Linked DNA regions of Homo sapiens: region 1 is linked to region 2. Evidence: chromatin contacts called from ENCODE Hi-C data. All regions are on one chromosome and are shown on one strand. Each heading gives the region's core, a stretch centred on a gene start or an enhancer-like site at or near the end of the contact. The rest is flanking DNA. Distances are from core to core; before and after follow the strand shown. Region 1 holds the start of FCRL3 (Fc receptor like 3). Region 2 overlaps LOC105371457 (a long non-coding RNA gene).

Evidence for each region. Hi-C counts contacts between places; a loop is a spot of excess contacts on that map. Pooled maps may share reads with other maps.
Region 1: a map of A673 shows a loop between it and region 2 (9-fold over the local background). The contact joins the promoter of FCRL3 here to the enhancer-like site in region 2. A Hi-C loop is called at or near these places in 2 of 168 maps with a recorded cell type or tissue (A673 and B cell) and 2 of 50 pooled maps.

What each region holds. Positions count from the first base shown.
Region 1 is chr1:157,694,812-157,702,566 of GRCh38, reverse strand. It overlaps FCRL3 (Fc receptor like 3), which reads left to right and starts at 1,798. Exons shown (of 15, transcript NM_052939.4): 1 at 1,798-1,905; 2 at 1,982-2,108; 3 at 2,855-2,875; 4 at 3,938-4,183; 5 at 4,648-4,908; 6 at 5,143-5,427; 7 at 6,240-6,527; 8 at 6,960-7,238. The coding sequence starts at 2,078. FCRL3-AS1 (FCRL3 antisense RNA 1) reads right to left here and starts at 7,138. Exons shown (of 2, transcript NR_199044.1): 1 at 6,985-7,138; 2 at 5,923-6,602.
Region 2 is chr1:157,651,026-157,657,941 of GRCh38, reverse strand. It overlaps LOC105371457 (a long non-coding RNA gene), which reads left to right. Exons shown (of 3, transcript XR_922184.3): 2 at 3,668-3,763; 3 at 4,731-5,758. Among named protein-coding and RNA genes, the nearest start is that of FCRL3-AS1, 41 kb to the left of the region's middle. Within about 2 kb of position 4,686, at least 3 of the 41 ENCODE cell types and tissues checked have a DNase peak (open chromatin) inside an H3K27ac peak, as active enhancers do; they include B cell, where a contact is called at or near this core.

The DNA.
Region 1 (7,755 bases), core at 549-3,048, 48 kb before region 2:
GAGCATATCTTTCCAACCACAGGAAACAATACTTCAGAGTCATCAACAACATCGTCACCTTTGAGCATGAAGTATATTTGAGGTTTATTCATATTTTGAATTAGTCTGAAATGACACACTGAATCTCGAAGCTATCCATATCCCACTGAACCTTCCTTTTGTTGATGAGCATGCTGTCCTCAGAGAAATAAAAAATAAGCCCTAACCGCTCCCTTCCCTAAAGATACTTAGATCATTGAGGAATACCATCAAAGGGACAGGATGTTTCAGTTCACTGTGATCGGTTCTGGAGTGAAGGAAATCCAAGTGTTATTGATGCACATGAGAGGAACACCCAGCCCAAATGTGGGAGGTCAGAGAATACCTCTCAGTAGATGTGGCACCATACTCTACAATTACAAGTTTACAAAGACCCTGTAGTGTGGATTAACTGGGTATAGTTTAAATAAATAATTTAATTTAATTTAAATAAATTGATATAACCAATATATCTTCTCCAGAATATTGGAGAAATCTCTAACCAGGAATGACTAAGCACACATTGAAACACATCCAATCCTCTTCTATTGTCATCCTGTTCCTTACTGTTTGTTGGTCGTTCATTTGGCAAGTCCTTATTGACAAATTGGTATGTGACAAGTGCTCTGTTAGGCATTGAAACAAAATGAAGAACAAACCAGGCTTGTTCCCAAACCTTGTAATACTATCTAATGAGAAAAATAGGCATTATACAATCACATAAACATATAGAGAATGATAAAATTTGGTGACTTCCATGGGAGAAAGAACATAATAATATTTGTTAAAAAAGAGGACCCTCTTTCCATTACCTGCCAAGGTTGGGCACCCTGAGGATGGGACATTTGATCTGAGATCATCTCCCATTTCTAATGTAAAGGTATCTGAATGATGACAACTTTATCCTGGTAGGTAGATTCCCAAGAATGGCTTACCTCTAAGTCTAAAACACGCCTTCCTAACAGAAGTTATATCACCTTCAAAGGGGCAAGAATTGACTCTTGGGAAGATGAAAAAAACTAATTTTTTAATGTATCAAACACAGCTATACATGCAGCACATAAACACATACATAGTATATTTGTGGTATTAAATTTTCATGGAAAAAGGGGGTGGCTAAAAACAAAATTGTCTAAAAAAGATCCTTAGGGGAGCAATAACGAAAAAATGGTTGAGAAACACTGGTTCAGAGTTTTTATTCAATAGTCCCTCAAATAATACTTACTAAAGGAATGCTTTCAAGAAAGAACAGTTAGAGGTGCGGGGGATATAAGGGGTAAGAAAAGGGGCCCTTAAATGTTAGTGGGAAAGAAGACACGAAAGCAAACAAGGAAATAGAGAAAATAATTGCAAATTGTTATAAACACTGTGAAAAAAACACAAAGGACCTGAAACAAAATAATGGGGTGGAACCTCTTTGATTGCAAAGCCCTTTCTGAGAAGGGCTTTGGCTTTAAAAACGGTGGTACGCTTGCTGATTTATCTCCTAATTTGCAGATCTGGGTGAGATTACGGGAAGTCCTTGATCTGTACATTTGTATTATTTTCCTGTTCAGAAGCCTCATAACAACTTATGTGAAAGTCAAAAAGGCATATGCTTGACACCTTGACTGTGTGATTCACACCACGCTCATTAAGCTTGCCTACATTAGGAGCTGCATGCAGAACCAAAGGCTGTGTGAAGACAAGGTAGTGAAGGGGTTTCCCATATGAAAAATACAGAAAGAATTATTTGAATACTAGCAAATACACAACTTGATATTTCTAGAGAACCCAGGCACAGTCTTGGAGACATTACTCCTGAGAGACTGCAGCTGATGGAAGATGAGCCCCAACTTCTAAAAATGTATCACTACCGGGATTGAGATACAAACAGCATTTAGGAAGGTAGCCACATTCACATTTTCAGAGCCCAAAGCAAAATATGACACTAAGCTCTTCTTCCCTTTTCTGATTCTTGCAGGTCTCATCTGAGTAGCAGCTTCCTGCCCTCCTTCTTGGAGATAAGTCGGGCTTTTGGTGAGACAGACTTTCCCAACCCTCTGCCCGGCCGGTGCCCATGCTTCTGTGGCTGCTGCTGCTGATCCTGAGTGAGTAGATGGGCTATAATGGGGCCACGGCCTCAGTTCCTAAAGGTGACCAGGGAAAAACTCAAGGAGCTTCTATCTCTGCTTCTACTTGGGGTTCAGAGACAGATAGCAAGGGATGGGAAGTGAGCAGAGCTGGGTTCCCTGGACAACCAAGAGGCTCCAAATGCAACCATCAGAGCAAGCCAGATATCCTGACCTTGGTTTCTCACCCACTGCTTTTCTCACCTCATAGGAAACTTGGATTTTTCCTTCTGCCAAACCACAACTCTATATCCCACCCTCCCTCTTAAGCCTCAGACTAAATAATTTTTCAGATGAGCAGTTACTTCTAAAAACCTAGGCACGTGAAGGAAGGTTTACTGAGAAACATCACTGTTTTCTAGAAGTTTTAAGCCAAAATTTAATCAGAGATTGAAAAAGTGAGGGGAACAATAGGAGCCCAAGGAACGAAAGGAGGATAAACCATTTCTGTAAGTCCTTGTCTGCCTCTGCACTCAGAGAAGAGAAGGAGAGAATAAAGTGTGCCGTGGCCAAGTAAATAATAGCAGAGATGAGGTCAGGCCTTGGACATAAGCCATCACGTTTGTAAAATACATTATATGACATTTTCTTTGTTGTTTAGGGGCTCTGGATGATATAAAAAGGGAGCAAAGAAATGATAAGGAAAAACAAAAGAAGTGGTTGTGGTTAGGTTGTTAGAAAATGTTTCGGAGAGTGTCTGATTGTCATTTTCTGCTCCCTCACAGCTCCTGGAAGAGAACAATCAGGTAAGTTTCTCCTTCTCTCTGCCCCTCTGGTCTCTGGATATTGGTCCCCTCAGCCCACACAGCCTGCCCTAACCCTTGCAGGCACGCATCCCATCAGCAATGCTAATGCTCTGGGGTCACATCTGCTACTATATTGGGTGAACAGAGCCTCCTCCGACTTTTTCAGTCTCTAGGTTTTTTTTTTTTTTTCTCCCTACATTACCGGTATTCCTCAGACTACAGGAAGGAAACACTTGCAGAGCAAAGGACAGAGGCAAGAGGCTGATGATGAAGGAATCTCATATGTGATCTCCATATTCTCTAGTACATCTCCCTCTGAATGTCCAAGCTAGTGCTGCTATCAAAGGACATAGAAATAGATCCCATCCACGGAGGAAGATGCTACAGCAGAATCCTTATAAATCTCCAAAAAGAGCTCATGCCACTGCCACACCTCACTTCCATGCCTGTCAGTCAGTTGCAATTCCATACACAAGTCTGACTTCTCAGGCAACCCATCCTCCTCCATTTAAATTCTTTATATCCCTCCATTGTTTACTGTGTCCAACTTAAATGGAGAGTAAAGTTGCCTTCCCCATAGACTTTCAAAGCTAAGAGAGATATAAAAGTAATACAAGTGAGAAAATCTTATTCATTTTAAGTGTTAACAAGTAGGAAGTAATTTTCTGGAGTCTAGAAACTACTTCTGAGGTATATACATCCCAGGTTCACCTTTATCTGGACAGAAATGTATAGGACAAGAGAATTTCAGGATCAGCCACATTCTGAGGCCTTCGCAGTTTTTGCCCAATGGCAAATCACATCTCCTGAGCTTTTCTGAGGCTATGCCAGGAAACTGAGACCTCTCCCCTATAATACCCTTCTGCCCACCTCCAGGAAATGGATGAGGAAGAACAGATTCTTTCCCAGGCATTTCCCTAGGTTATTTCTGCTCAATTTTCCACCCTGGTCCTGACTGGAAATTAGTCCAGGAAAACTCCTGACTGTAGGTTGGGCTCCCCATGTGCTGTGCCCACCTCCCATTGACCTTCCCCTGCCTTCATCTTTCTATTTCCTGTTTAGGGGTGGCCCCAAAAGCTGTACTTCTCCTCAATCCTCCATGGTCCACAGCCTTCAAAGGAGAAAAAGTGGCTCTCATATGCAGCAGCATATCACATTCCCTAGCCCAGGGAGACACATATTGGTATCACGATGAGAAGTTGTTGAAAATAAAACATGACAAGATCCAAATTACAGAGCCTGGAAATTACCAATGTAAGACCCGAGGATCCTCCCTCAGTGATGCCGTGCATGTGGAATTTTCACCTGGTGAGGAATGGAAGGGGAGTGTCTAAAGTCAAGCCACCAGGCAGAATGCCTGAGGGCCGGGTTAATGCAGGGATCCTAGGCAGAGTTGTAAGCAGACATGGGGATTGATGCACTGACCCCAGTGGGGAAAATAAAGAGATAGGGCAGCAGCATGATGCTGGATTGTCTATCCATCTACCTCCAAAGAATTGTGGGTGACCCAGGGGCCATCAGGCAAAAAGGGGTTCAAGTCTGGGATTCCTCTTTTGTGAAAAGACATGTGAAGATTTCTCAAGAACATTTTCTGGGAATTGGTTCACCCTTGTAGGGCAAGGAAGAATCAGGTATTTGGGGCCACATGGCAATGTGGGTGGGGGCCATTTGCAGGTGTGTATAGAACTGTGGCTCTTGCCTCATGGGTGGAAATGAAAGTGAAGGCAGAAACAGCAGGGGATAACCTGAGTGTGCTCCTGTGCTCTTTGCAGACTGGCTGATCCTGCAGGCTTTACATCCTGTCTTTGAAGGAGACAATGTCATTCTGAGATGTCAGGGGAAAGACAACAAAAACACTCATCAAAAGGTTTACTACAAGGATGGAAAACAGCTTCCTAATAGTTATAATTTAGAGAAGATCACAGTGAATTCAGTCTCCAGGGATAATAGCAAATATCATTGTACTGCTTATAGGAAGTTTTACATACTTGACATTGAAGTAACTTCAAAACCCCTAAATATCCAAGTTCAAGGTAATGGCTAGATTCCTGTGGATTACTGGGTTTGTTAGGGAAACTGGGGATAAAGGGAAGATGTTTATCAGTGGGAATTTCATAAAGAGTCTCCTATGGCTCAGCCATGGGAGGGAGATGGTTCCTTCTGCATGCTTCTCTATCTCCTGATGGCTGGTGCTGAGATGACAAATGCATCTCTCTAGGAACTCTGAGCCTCACCACCCTGGAGACTATGTTGTTTCTTTTCATTAGAGCTGTTTCTACATCCTGTGCTGAGAGCCAGCTCTTCCACGCCCATAGAGGGGAGTCCCATGACCCTGACCTGTGAGACCCAGCTCTCTCCACAGAGGCCAGATGTCCAGCTGCAATTCTCCCTCTTCAGAGATAGCCAGACCCTCGGATTGGGCTGGAGCAGGTCCCCCAGACTCCAGATCCCTGCCATGTGGACTGAAGACTCAGGGTCTTACTGGTGTGAGGTGGAGACAGTGACTCACAGCATCAAAAAAAGGAGCCTGAGATCTCAGATACGTGTACAGAGTGAGTGTCTAAGGGGCTGCTCTTCCAGAGTCAGAGCTGGGGAGAGGAAGGCCAGTGATATCTCCTGCACCCCTAGGATGGTGGACATAACAGAGAGGAGTGTCCAGCTATTCTGGTAATCTTCTCTCTTTAAGCTCAACGTTGGTCTAACAGCCCTAGAACATTTTCTTCCACTTGAGTCAGGTAATAGTAATTATTGATCAGTTACTGATTGCCCAACCCTATGGGGTTACAGAGATGTACAAGATCGGTTCTCTCATGAATCAAGAGACAACTAGAAGCACAACTGAACACATGCAGTTTTAAGAGGCCCCTGTGGTGCTTCCATTTGGTAACCTGAACTCACAACAAAATAGTCCGAAAAGGGGAAGATGAATATGAACTGTAATAGTCAGAGAAAGACATGGAGACATGGATGTAAATCTGGAGAAGTCTTGAAGAATAGGAGAAGGGTTTGGATTCTATTTTGATCTTCAAAACAGAGGATCTCCAGTGTTCTCTTTTATTTTGTGGTTTATTGATGCATCAAAGATTCCTTAGAGATAAATGCATATAAAATGTGACCAGAAAACATTGGATTTATGGAGATTATGGACTTGGTGCCCACATTTCTCAAGGATGGGAATGTTGTGGGAGTGAGAGGGATGTTGCTTCCTTTATAATCGTATACACAATTAATTTCTTATTTCCTACTTTGGGCTTCTGCCTGCTGCACCTGCTGCTATTGGCCTATTCATGGTAGCTCCAGCCTTCCCCTTGACCTTGATGTCCCTGCCATCAGGACCTTCACATGCCATCTTGTGTTCCCCCAGGAGTCCCTGTGTCTAATGTGAATCTAGAGATCCGGCCCACCGGAGGGCAGCTGATTGAAGGAGAAAATATGGTCCTTATTTGCTCAGTAGCCCAGGGTTCAGGGACTGTCACATTCTCCTGGCACAAAGAAGGAAGAGTAAGAAGCCTGGGTAGAAAGACCCAGCGTTCCCTGTTGGCAGAGCTGCATGTTCTCACCGTGAAGGAGAGTGATGCAGGGAGATACTACTGTGCAGCTGATAACGTTCACAGCCCCATCCTCAGCACGTGGATTCGAGTCACCGTGAGAAGTAAGTTCCGATTCCTTTCACACAGCCTCGAGTTGCAAGCCAGGGTTTAGGTTCTCTGTCAGCCACTAAGGTCTCCTAAAAGAGGCACGGGGAGGGAGGGAGGGGAGGGGGGTGGGGACAGAGAGAGAGAGAGGGGGAGAGAGAGAGAGAGAGATATTTAAAAGCTATCCAAGAAATGGAAAGATGGCAAAATAAGTTGAAGCACCTTACTTCTTGCGGGGAAGACTGAGTGGTGATGAAAACAAAACTACCCAAGATTACCTCTCACTGTTTTGGGGAAATGCTTCTGATTGTTAGATAAGAAAAATGTGATCAGTGGGGAAACAGAAACAATCAAGGGACAAGGGACATATCCATTGCTAGGCTCCTTGAGAGAGGTTGTGCATCTGTCACAACGTCAGAATCCTCTGACAGCCCTTTTGTCTCCTTCAGTTCCGGTATCTCACCCTGTCCTCACCTTCAGGGCTCCCAGGGCCCACACTGTGGTGGGGGACCTGCTGGAGCTTCACTGTGAGTCCCTGAGAGGCTCTCCCCCGATCCTGTACCGATTTTATCATGAGGATGTCACCCTGGGGAACAGCTCAGCCCCCTCTGGAGGAGGAGCCTCCTTCAACCTCTCTCTGACTGCAGAACATTCTGGAAACTACTCCTGTGATGCAGACAATGGCCTGGGGGCCCAGCACAGTCATGGAGTGAGTCTCAGGGTCACAGGTAAGCAAGATATACCCACAGCAGTTAACAGCCAATACAACAGATCATGTCTTCTCAGAAATAGCTCCACTGGGCTATTTGCTGGTTGATATCCCAATAGACTTCCCACTCTTTCTGACTCCACCTGGGAGTTCTGGGATTCTTCCTAGTGATTACACATTTAGTAACTTAGACCATTCCTTTTTTTAATTCCTCTGTAATTATCATCAACAGCCATCCATATACCCCATTCATTTTTTTTTCTGGTAGAGGCACGAAGGCTTACCAGAATACCAAACACGTGATGGGTCAGCAATTACTGACAAAGGAAAATGGCACAGAAAGCCTTTATTTCTGAATTCCTTTGCCCAGGAAAAAAATGACTGGATCATCCCTTGCCACAGTTTTCTGCCCCTATCTCAATCTAAATTCCCACTTGGCTCCCTGGATCATTAAAGTGTCTCTCTTCATGGATACCCACTTCTGTGGGTTCTCTGTCAGCCACTAGGATCACAGCAGCAGGCCTCTTTCATGGCCT
Region 2 (6,916 bases), core at 3,437-5,936:
TATTTCAGTCCTTTCAGATTTATCAGCACTTGTTTTATGGCCTGGCATATGGTCTCTCTTGGTGACATACATGTGCACTTGAAAATAATGTATATTCTACAGTTTCGGAATAGAGTGTTCTATAAATATCAATTAATTAAATCAAGAAAGTGGTGAGTGTTGTTCAAATTTTTTGTGCTTTTATCTCATTTTACCAACGGCTGAGAAAGCAATGTTAAAAATTTTTTACCATGATTGTAGAATTATTCTATTTCTGTTTTTATACCACAAATTTTTGCTTCATATATTTTGAGACCCTAGTAAGAAATGCACACACGTTAGTAATGTCTTCCTGAAATAGTCCCTTTTGTTAAAATAAAACACCTTATTTTTGTCTAATAATATTGTTTGTCTTAAAGTTTATTAATTCAGTAGTAATGTAACCTCTTCAGCTCTCTTATGTTTACTGTTTAAATAACATATCATTTTCCATCTTTTTTACTTTCAATCTGTTTGTGTTTTTATTTTTCAAGTGAGCTTCTTGTAAGCATCATATACTTTGGCCTTACTTTTTAAAATCTATTTAGATAATCTTTTCCTTCAGTTAAAATTCTTATACTATTCATAGTTAAGGTAATTATTAATATGGTTGAATTTAAAAAATTTTTATTTTCCATTTGCTCCACCATTTTTTGTTCATTTTTTCTCCTTTTTCTCTTTCGAATCATTTGAAATTTTAGTATTCCATCTTAATGTATCTGTTTTCTTTTTAGTAATACATCCTTGTATTGTTTTCAAAGGTTGATCTAGAGGTTACAATATACATTCTTAATCTTTCATGGCCTACTTAAAATTGATACTCTGCCTCTCCACTGAAAATGTAGAATCTTGAAATTGATAGGTATATATATGTCCACCCCTTCAATCATTTATAAGATGGTTGTCCTATCCTTTCATTTATATCCCATAAGTGTCCAATCATTTATAGGATGGATGTATAGGCATTATATCAATGTATGTTTTAAAAATCCCACGAAAAATTGTTATAATTTGTTAAGTACTTATATTTTAGATAACTTAAACAGAAAAATGCAGTCTTTTCTATTTTTCCCTAGATATTTACCACTTACAATGTCGTTAATTTTTTCTAATGATCCCCATTATTTCTAATTTCATTTCCCTTTAGCCTAAGGACTTCTTCTTTTTTTTTTTTTAGACAGAGTTTTGCTCTTGTCGCCCAGGCTGGAGTGCAGTGGTGCGATCTTGGCTCGCTGCAACCTCCACCTCCCGGATTCAAGCAATTCTCCTGCCTCAGCATCCCGAGTAGCTGGGATTACAGGCGCGAGCCACCATGCCCAGCAAATTTTTTATTTTTAGTAGAGACGCGGTTTCACTGTGTTGCCCAGGCTGGTCTCCGACAGGGACTTCTTTAGAATCTCTTGTAGTGTTTTCTGACAGTTAGTCTCTACATTTTGCTTTACTTATTTTTTGAAAAAAAAAAATTTGCATGCATTTTTGAAGGATATTTTTGCTCAATATAAAAACCAAGTTTGATAATTGTTGTCCCTTTCTTTAAAAATTTGTTTTTTCTCTGTCTACAATCAAGATTTGGTCTTTATCTTGGATATTTAGTAGTCTGGTTATGTTTTTGGTATGGTTTTCTTTGAATTTATCCTGTGTAGGGTTCATTGAACTTCTCAAACCTGTAAATGTATGTTTTTCACCAAATCTGAGGAGATTTCAGCTGCAATTTCTTTAAATATTATTTTATGTCCAATTTCTCTCCTTTTCTGCTGGGATTCCAAATATATGTATGTTACAGTTTTTGATAGACTTGATATTGTCCCACATGTCCCTAGTTTCTGTTTATTTTTTCAAACTTTCTTTCTATATTTTAGATGAATAATTTAATTGATATAGTTTTAATTTTATTGATTCTTTCCTTTGTCCTATTCATTCTACTGTAAGTCCATTTGGTAAATTTTTAAAATATGTTACAGACTTATTTCAAAAATTTCTATTTGGTTCTCTATTTATATATCTCAGCTGAGATTTCCTGCCTTTTTATTCATTTTATATATTTTTTAAAATCTCATTGAGTATAGTTATTGTGCCTACTAAAAAAATTCTCATCAAATAATTCCAACATCAGATGCATCTGAAGCTAGCATCTATTGATTGTCTTTATTCTGAAAAATTGAATTCATTTTCCTGCTTCTTTGTATGTTGAGTACTTTTCATTTTATCTTGGACATTTTAATGTTATGTTGTATAGATTCTGTGTTCTGTGACATCCAGCATGCTGTTTTTGTTTTTGTTTTTGTTTTTTGTCTTAGCAGGCATTTAACCCAGTTAGACTCAATGTGTAAGCTCTGCCTTTCCTTCCATAGGTGGTGGTTTAAATCTTAATTCAATTATTTAGTTCTTTGGTGTACTGCTTTTAGACAGTCCTGTGCTTATATGGCTCAGGTGTCAGCCTGAACTTGTGTATTTAACCACACAGAAAATTAAGGGACTTCCTTCTCTGGCTCTCTCCTCTATGGAATTCTCCCTCCACCTTCTAGTAACTGCGGTTAATCAGACTCCCTTTTTAGATCCTCTGGCCAGAAAGACAATGAGCTACCAAAAATCTTACCAACCTACAATATGCCTTCTCTGCTACAAAAAACAAATCCACAAATCAAATCTACAATAAAAATGGAAAACTAACTGCTATGCCAGTCACTTCTCCAAATTTCATTTCCCCACTACACCCTGGCTGCTCTTTTACTCTTCAGAATTCTCAGGTAGTCATTTTCTGTATTTTATGTAACATATAATTGTTACCAGTTGGATGGCTTGTCTGATTGTTACCAGTTAGATGGCTTGTCTGAAGGGAATTTACAATATTATTCCAGAAGTGAAATTCTAGCTTAACTATGAATGGACATATTTATACTCATTGGTCAGTAAGGTCTGCATTATTCAGGATGTATCTACATATGTGTGTATATGCATTTTACGTACTTGGACTGCAATTGTATTAAATGCTTATTTTACATATTTGAACACTTTTCATGCTTTAAAAATATTCTTCTAAGACGCGAGTTTAATAGCTTTATAATACTGCATCTATATACGTACCCTAATTTACCATTCTTCTGTATATTTTTGTTTTTTTGCTTTTGTAAAAACTTTGAGATGAAATCTTTTCCTCTCTTCCTCAGAATAAACTTTTATTGTGAAAAGTAGTATACGGAACTTTGCATCTCATAATCCAGAAAGTTTTTACATTGTATGGCACCAGCAGGAAATCATTTATGAGTTCCAACACTGGGTGCTGTACTTTCTTTATTGTTTTTGCAAAAATGATAACAGAAATTACATTTTATTGTTTAAATTTTAATTTACTTGACTATTAGTGAAGTAGAATATAATCTTATGTGTTTCAGGGAGTGTTCTTTTTTTAATCAATAGTCCATTTAGGATAAAAATTTTTCACATTTTCAACAAGTTAAGATACTCTTTTCCTAACAAATTATGTGAGTTTTTTAATGAACTAAGGATAGTAATCTTTAATTAATTATGTGTGATATAGATATCTATGGTATGTCTTTTGCCTTTTACTTTTGTTTATGGTATCTTTAACCTACCAAGGTTATTTAATAGATTATGAACATGTGCTAATTTACCAAGATATCTTGCTTAGCCATAGGTTAAGACATGAGGACTTCTACTGAAACTTCTCTAAATATGGAACCAAGACTTCATCTGAGTTTGAGATTAAGAGAAGAAATTATCACAGGTAATGTGGAGACAAGTCACTTCTCCAATTGTGTTCTCTAAAGTGTGGTGTTTTGATGGTCAAAACCTCATAAAATTAGGTCCAGGAGAGAAAGAATTAGAAATAGGAATTGCTAACAGAAAAAGACCATTTCAGAATCATGGACTGAGGGTTACCGTTCAAGAGAACTATAACCCTTGGGCCACCCAGTCTATAGAGCAGCTTCATTTTTTGCAAAAGTGAATATGGTGGCATATAGATTAAAGTATTAATTATTTTCTGTGCTACACACTTACAGGAGAAAACTCTTAATATCCAAGACAAAAACAGTGCCTTGCTGATGAATGAAGAGACATGTGTGTCAAAAATATAACTGACAAAAGGCCGGGCATGGTGGCTCACGCCTATAAACCCAGCACTTTGGGAAGCTGAGGCCAGTAGATTGCTTGAGCCCAGAATTTCAAGAGCAGCCTGGGCAACATGGCAAAACCCCAACTCTACTAAAAAATAAATAAATAAATAAATAAATAAATAAATAAATAAATAAGAATATAACTGACAATGTAGGAGCCTCTTACAGGTTCCCTTGATGCTTCAGTTTCCTCTGTTTACTCTGCTTTTTGTGGTAAAATCATATTTACAAATTCTTCTCTTCCTGACAATTATAAATTCTTATCTCTCCCTTCCTTGGATTCGTTGAGTGAACCTATCTACACAAACTACTCTTAAAATGGACCTTTACCCTCTTTCCTGTCCATGGGCAATTACTGTGATTATTCTTTAGCAGCTACTGTTTCTTCAGCCCTTCTGCTAGGATAGGGCTGCTTTACATACACCATGTGGAGTCAAAAAAGAACAGAGAGAAGTAGTCACAAAAAGAGGAAGTAGTGGTTAGTGGGTTCTTGAGAAAGTTCTCCAAAGGTTACAAACTGAAAAGATTGAAAAATTAACAGTTCTATGCTAATCTCTGGTGTCTCCTTTTTGGCAGCTCCATGAGGAAGAAAAAATAATCTGTGACTTCTGTACCTTCTTCATGACCACCGGGCAAGACTGACTCTCTGACCAGTGCACAGGAGACTCATCAATATCTATCTAAGCCCTTTCTCTCTAACAGCTGCCAGAGTTTGGTCTTCTATCATCTCAGGCCAAGGAAGCGCAGTGGTTACACTCATCTCCACTCCGGTCACCTGCTTTCCATTTTATGCGAGCAGGTCCTGCCTTACAAAATAAACGTATCTGCTGAGAAATGCCAATGAGGGAGACAGAAGAGATCTTCAAAGGGAAAGGCAGATTTTGTAAGTGGTTGTTGATGGACCAAATTCCATGTTATAAATCTTCTCAGGGTGCAGTAGTTGATATAACTCCATTGAGATGGACCCTGAAAACAAATATGCACAAAAGGAATTTTACAGATAAATCCGTGTTCCATGCCTAGAATAAAGTAATACCATTATAATCATTATCTGCTTTCAATATCCAACCCTGCCATTTAGTTTCAGCTTCAGGTCCACCGGATCCTTCAAATATTTCTTCATACAATCTCCTTTTGTCCCTCAGGACCTGTTGGAAAGAAAGGCGTCCAATGCTAATAAGGAAAAGAGAAGAGCCTTCCTCTCCATGCAGGTTTAAGTCTACTGAAAGTGGAAATTACTCTTTTATTTATAAATACTGATAGGACTCTTTTGGTAGCAGGGAACATGGACCCACTTATGCAACCTTAAGTAAAAACGGTAATTTATGGTAAAGGAAAATGGATAGCTGTCAGAATTCTAAGCAGGAAGGTCATAAACAAGCTGGAATCAGAAAGTGGGAGGTTGTTGGGATCCTTGGAACTACCTCGACCCTGCAATCAGACAGACTCCTCTACCTGCCCTCTGTGTCCTTGGACAAACTGCTCAACCTCCCTATGCGTCAGTTTCCTCATCTGTAAAATGGGAACAATGATATCCATCTTTTAAGATTTTTGTGAGGATTGAATGAATTAAACAAGTAAAGAGATTGGATCTAGGTCTGAAATTTGCTAGCCACTCAAATACTAGTTATTTCATTGGTTGTTTCATATTTTCTGCCCACGTATGTTGACTTCTATTTTGTTTCTTTTAAATAATTTGCCACTTTCTGAAATTGTCTAATTTACCTAATTGCTGACTTGTAGAGCATGGGTCTTCTCCTCTAGTATTTAAGGTTTATCACACCCTCAGTAGAGGGAAGGCAATGAGTGTTCTGCTACATGTCCTGTTTGCTGGAGCGGAGAACTTTCAGCCTGTTTCTGACCCAGTCCTCTGAGTACCTCTGCTCTGAAAGTTGTAACTGTCTCTCTTTCCCAGGGCTGTTTCTATCTCCTTAGCCAAAAAGCCAGACTTCCTAGCCCAAGGAGGGGAGCTCAGTGAACCTCAACTATAAGGCTGAATCAATCAGGATTAATGTAGTTTCAAGCCAGACTGAGTAGATGACCATTACTACTGCTACTACTTTAAGTTCTGCCCCCTTTGAAGGATTTCCTTCATCACTTTCTTTCAAGAACAATACTAATTGTGGTTGCAGTAATACAACAGTCCACTTCCAGTTTTGCTAACATATTTTACTAAATCATCTGTGAAGCAAGCCCTGGTTTTCCTTCTGTAGTTATCTAGTTAAAAGGAGTTCCACATGAGGCTATAGATGTGAACTGCAGGAGAGGAGGGAATGCAGTAAAAGTTGGTACCTTAGCAGTCTGAGCCACCTGCTCATACAACTTACTTATGCCTTGTTAAACCCAGTCATATATACATCATATATATATAGATGTATTGCTGCTGTGCATGTACAATCTTGTGGCTACATAAAACCCCACTCATGATGAGCAGTTCGAATTGCAGATTGCGTGGTCACTTGATGTCCCATGTTAAGTATTAAGTTTTTAGTAAGGTCTAGGCAAACTTGATGCTGTATCCTAAAAGAACATTATCTCCAGAAGAGAGTATAACTTTTATCTAAAATTCTAGAAGTCTGTGCTCTAATTTTCCTTTTCTGACCCTTAGAAGCACTATACAACATCCATATTTTCTATAGTCATTTCAGGCTACATCGGATCTACCACACCACAAGTCTCAAGTGGTCAAGCAGCTTTCAAGGCAATCTGGAATTATTGCAGAGCCTTCTCTTGCCCTGAGCCTCACTCAGAATTAATAGTGT